Regions from separate parts of the Homo sapiens genome. Here region 2 is linked to region 1. Evidence: chromatin contacts called from ENCODE Hi-C data. All regions are on one chromosome and are shown on one strand. Each heading gives the region's core, a stretch centred on a gene start or an enhancer-like site at or near the end of the contact. The rest is flanking DNA. Distances are from core to core; before and after follow the strand shown. Region 1 holds the start of SIM1 (SIM bHLH transcription factor 1). Region 2 holds the start of NR2E1 (nuclear receptor subfamily 2 group E member 1).

Evidence for each region. Hi-C counts contacts between places; a loop is a spot of excess contacts on that map. Pooled maps may share reads with other maps.
Region 2: a pooled map shows a loop between it and region 1 (18-fold over the local background). The contact joins the promoter of NR2E1 here to the promoter of SIM1 in region 1. A Hi-C loop is called at or near these places in 1 of 168 maps with a recorded cell type or tissue (naive thymus-derived CD4-positive, alpha-beta T cell), 2 of 37 single-sample maps with no recorded cell type and 9 of 50 pooled maps.

What each region holds. Positions count from the first base shown.
Region 1 is chr6:100,463,492-100,466,191 of GRCh38, reverse strand. It overlaps SIM1 (SIM bHLH transcription factor 1), which reads left to right and starts at 1,271. Exons shown (of 12, transcript NM_005068.3): 1 at 1,271-1,578; 2 at 2,257-2,700.
Region 2 is chr6:108,164,740-108,167,439 of GRCh38, reverse strand. It overlaps NR2E1 (nuclear receptor subfamily 2 group E member 1), which reads right to left and starts at 1,418. Exons shown (of 9, transcript NM_003269.5): 1 at 650-1,418. The coding sequence starts at 674. RefSeq lists enhancers at 1-573, 1,474-2,375.

The sequences.
Region 1 (2,700 bases), core at 22-2,521:
TCTGAATATCAGCAGAATGGCACACACCCCTCTTCAAAGTATTTATTTTCTCAGTGGCAATTAGCGCCACAAACGAGAGGATGAGTGCCCCGTCACTGGTGTTCTCACTGATTTTTATGGTAGATGAAACAACTCCCTCCAAACGCACCTCTAGGAGCCGAATCTGGTCACCGGCGTACCAAAACCAAGCCGGGAGTCGAGTCTGTAGGGGGTGATTCGTGAGGACAACAATTGTTTTTGGGACAATTTGACTTTTTCTTGATGCTACCTGTTGTGTTTTCTCAGATGAGAGAAAGAGAAGGCGGTTCAAATTAGAGGGTCTCTAAAAGATAATTAGTCAGCAAGAGTCCTGGTGAGCGTTTGTTTAAACAGCTCCTATTAGGGAACCGCGAGCATCGTTAAGTTCATTCATGTAGACTGTATCCTTTCTGTAAGGAATAATCATGTTGGACTTTTGTTTCCTGAAACAAAACCCGACAAAGAGTTGGCTAATGTTTAAGATAAAGGACTGTTGGGAGCTATGTATCTCTATATCAATCATTCTATTTTGCCCTGAAATGTAAGCTTTTCCCCTAGTGTCCCCCTAGCTGCTCCCCATAGGAAAACTCCCCGGCCGAGTTTCCACGGTGAAAAAAATCAGCCCCAAACCCAAGCCATTTCGAAAAAGACGCACTTCTTTGGGATTAATTTAAAGACAGTTATTGTATTTATTTCCTCTGGCAATGAATTCCGTGTCGCCATGGTTTCAGAGAAACGAGAAAGAGAAAATAACTCCCCAAACCGGCCTCGCGCACGCCGTCGGCCAGCGACTGCCAGCGGGATGGGCCTTTGGGCGAACCCTGCCTCCTCCGCCGGTAGACCTAACCCGCAGGCCCGACCTCCGCTGCCTCCGGACGTTCCCGGTTCTGCTGGGCCGCCGCGCTGGACTGAGCGCTCAACCACCCGACCCCAGGGAGCTCGAGGAGCGCGGGTCGCGCACGACGTCGGGAAGGCCCAGGAGGCCGCGAGCAGCGGCGGCAACCGGACAGCGCCGACCCGGCACCCTGAGCTCATTAGGAGTCCAGCGGTCCCGCGGGTAGTAAGATTCAGAGCCCGGAGCCTGGGCGCGCGGAGGGCGGCTCGGGGCCGACTCGTGTCACTCAGCCCTATTGGCCAATGAGCGCCTCGCCCCTGGCCGCGCCAGGCCAATGGGAGGCGAGGGGGCTTGTGAGTGGCATTGAGGGAGGGCGGGAGAGAGGCGGCCCCGGAGTGAAGTTGAAGCTAAACCCTTAAGCTATAAAGAAGTTACGGGGGGCAGTTTTCGGCTTCCAATTAGGAATAATAGTGAACTGGCTTCGTAGCAACTACGGAGGACCAGGATTCTAAAATCACCTCACTCGTCCCAAAGCTTGCATCCTCCTCTTTCTGCCACGCACCCCTCCTCCAATTCATGATCCAGAAAAGGGAGCCGGGAATGCTCTGCTCCTCTCTGCCGGTGGGAAGCGGAGAGGCCGGCGGTGTCGCTGGGTTGGACGGTAGGCATGAGAACAGTTAAGAGATGGGCGCCCCCGAAACCTCTGCCGCTTGTGGGGACTGAAGGTAGGTGAAGCAGAAGACGCCCCGCGCCCGCCCAGCAGCCCCGCAGCTCCGCGGTGGTGTGGGAGAGGCCGCGGCGCCTCCCACCCCCGGGGGAGCCTGCGAGGGGCTGTCGCGAGCGCGCCACCTGTTAACCTGGCGCTGCTGGGCCCCGCTTGTTGCAGCCCCTGCTGGGCAGCCAGAGCGCTGGGTCGCCTTGGGAGTCCCGAGAGACTTGGTGTGTAAGTGTCACTTTTTGAGGAATCCCTCAGACTTGAGACCCAAGTTAAAGAGGTAGCCAAGGTCCAGATCTGCCAAGGTAGGGAGCTGAAAGGCCCCTGCCTCGCCTTGGAGGAATTCTGATTTGCGGAAACCTGCTTTCCTGGGACGTGCGCCCGGCCTGGGCGCGGACTCGGGGATCCGCGGCGGAAGATCCCTTGCGGGTCTTCAGAAATATGTATTTTGTTGTTTGGGCAACTTCCCAGGGGTCTGGAGGATGCGGCTGGCATGGGTGAGGGAATGCCAGCATTATTTGCAGGGGGCTGTCTCGCTGCCGATTTACCCGTTTCTTTAAAAACAAACCCAAAACGCCTGGCTAGGCGCACTGAGGCCCTTTCCGGCCGTGTTTTTGGAATTGGGACGAGTGTGTGAGTACTTGTGGAGCCGCTGATCTCTTATGCTCTGATGCTGTTGTCTTCACAGGGCCTTGAAAGAGTTGTCTGGGGTTCCTGCTCTTCCCAAAGGGGCTCGGAGATACCTTAAATGCCGCGAGACTGAAGAGCAAACGTCAGGGATTATTATGTCGATTTTCCGAGGACCAGGGTTCGCAGCTGGCAGTAGAAGAAAAGGCTGGCTCCTCAGGGGTCCCACTGGCATTTGATACCCTGAACGACCCTCAGGATTGCCCAAATTCGGTGGATCGCCCAAATTCGGTGGATCAGCAACTTTCCTATACTGCATCCCGAATTTTCAAAGAACATATTTTCCGTTCACCCCCGCTGGTCTTTTACTGCCATCAATACACTGTTCTTGGTGCAAATACTTCAGCCTCTTTATTCAAAGTATGTTTTATGTTTTTGCCAAATATGATCTCTAATTGAAAGTTTATTTTTGGTTTTGGATGAATCTGCGGAGCTTAAGTTGTGA
Region 2 (2,700 bases), core at 169-2,668, 7.7 Mb before region 1:
GCACGGAGGGAGCAGGCCGCGCACTCCTGCCTCTGCTGGGCTCCGGCTCGAAAAGTCCTTGGGATTAGGGATTTGGTCCTCTCTTTGCTAGAGTGGTTCGCCATACTTTAAATTCCCCAGTTATGACCTACGCGGATTTAGGATTAAGGAAAATGTGACTTTTAAATTGTTTCTGCTTCCCAGTTTGCAGGATTATTTGAAATAGCTAGAAACGGGGTGCAAAGCATTCCATTCAAAATCCGCTTTGCACAGAGTTGCTTTTGCGCGCTGGAGCTCGGAGTTTTGAGCGAGTGTGTTATTGTGCTACCGCCTGGAGCTGCGGCCCAGTTCCCGCCCCCATGGCCCCCCCATCCAGCACCTGGCGGCTAAATGGAGACAACTCATCCGACTGGTGGGCTGCGCGGGTCGTAACCTTCTCACCGCACCAGACAGGGGGGATCAAGCAATCCAGAGGCAACGAAACGGCTCTCCCCTCTCCACGAAATGCTCCAACTCACGGTCTACAGGTCTGGGCCGAACGCACACGCCCGCTGGAATCCCTCTCAGGGGCTCAGATTCGCAGCGCTCCAGGCAGGACCTCCCCCAGCCTCCCCGCTCGCTCGCCCCAGGCTGCGCGCCTAGGCCCCACGGCGGCCCGAGAGGTACCCACTTGTTGATCCGGCTGGCTTGCTCATGCTGGCTGTCCCGGGGCGGAGCGGTTGGTGGGCGCTGCCCGAGTCCCGGCCGGCAGCGCCCGCCTCGCCGCCGGGCGCCGCCGCTCTCCAGCTGCCCTCCAGCCTGCAAGGCTCCTGGGCGGGACAGGTGGGTGTCAGTCGCGCGCTGCGCTGCTCCCTGGGCGCTCAGAATTCGTCCAACAGTGGAAATTTAAGCATCCTTAAGTTTCTTCCCGGCTCTTGCAAAACCGCAGCTGCTGGGAATGCTGCTTGATATGGACACACACATGGACAGACAGATGGAGAGATGGACAGGAAGACTGAGGAAGAAGGAAGAACAGCAAGAGAGGGATGTTGAAAGACAGAGATGGAGACACGAAAATGGCCTTCCTACGGAGCGAAATCCCTCTTTTTCCCCATTCCTGTCACTCAGTCTTCGATCTCTCCCTCTACATAGGCATGCAGAGTGTGGGCAATCTCTGCCGACCGCTGGTCTCCCAAGGAAAGAAGGAAAACACTACCGCAGTCTCAGAGGCAGACGGGCTCCGCGCTGCCGGAACCCAAGCGCAGAGTGGGAAAACTAGATTGCTGGGAAATCTTCCGAGGGAAGAGGCGGCCAGGTCCGGGTTTCCGGGGAGAGCCGCGCACGCAGCGGCGAAGGGTCCCCGAAGTTCATTACCCCGTGACTTTGTGCCTGTCGCTGCGGGCTGGGTCCCCTGTAATATCTCCAGAAGCGCTCTGACAGGCAGCCGCGGGGAGGGGAATAGGGCGTCCCTGGCCCACTTAGCTTTTCCCCCAACTCCTGGCGGGGTCTGACGTCAGCCATGTGCGGGGAGGGGATGGGAAGAGGGAGGGGGTTAAATGCTAATGATATTAATGAACCTCCAAGCGGCTCCCAAAGAAAATGCAGGCGCTGTCGGAGCTTACGAGTTAGAAAGTGTGAATATGGGAGTGTGGCTCTGTGCGTGCGTGATGGTGAGGACGGTGCGGCTCGTAATAAAAATGAATTCGTATATTTCACGGCAAGAAGGAAGGGGAGGGGTGACGGGGCTTTCTCAAAACGCTTTTCCCCCTCTCTCCAGAGTGCCAGATAGATTCGCGGAAGAAATTGGGTGGCTGTGTGCTGGCGTGTGATTGTGCGCGCCGGACATGGCCATGTGAGTTGGTTCATTCTTGGTCCGGTGCCCCTTCTGTTGGGTAAAACTTGGATCTGGCCCGAGGTGAGTAATTTACTCATTTTGCACATATCTACGGAAAGTCAGGGCTGAGGATGGGGTCTTCTGGAGGTTCCGCGTTCCTTCGGCCTTCGCGCAGTGGGTTTGGGCACCAGCCGAGGGGAGGATGCCGCCAGCTTCCCCAAGCAGAGCTGGCCCATCCGACGCTGAGCGAATCTCTTGTCGCCTCCATTATCTGCACCGGGGCGGCTGGAGGGCAGAGCGTTCCCTCCCGCCGCTCGTCCTCGGCGGGCGTTGCGGGCTCCCGCTCTCCGGGCGGAGGAATAGTGAAGAGAGGCCCTCATCCCCTACCCCCTCCCCATTCCGCTTGCCTTCCCGCGATTCCTGAGCTCTCTCGCGCCTTGCTCTGTGCGCGGCGCTGGGAGAGCGCATGCCGAGGGAGCGATGATCCCCGATCTCTAAGAGATTAATTCTATTTAAGCTCTCTCGGCAGCTTGAACTTGTCGAACAAGAGCTTGCCAGTCCCTCCTCAGGGCGTGGACCCGGCCAGAGGTCAGAGGTTACACCTCCCGCCCTCCGCTCGACGTTCGCGGGGAGGGGAGCTGTGGCCGGCGCTCTGCAATTCCGCCAGCCCACCCCCCGGTCCCTCTTTCTCCAGACTCGGTGTCATCCCGGGCTTTCAATCAGAGTTCGCCTGTGCGTGCAAGTGAATGCTGGAGTCCCCCGAGCCCTGGGAGGGCGCAGCAGGTCCTCCGCCTGGGCGTCCCAGGGGGAGCGGGCTGTGCGCTCCAGTGGGCTCCGACAGCACGTGATTGCAACTTTCTGCCCAGCCTTGGCTCGGCCTCGAGCTCGGGGTCTCGCACACCACACAC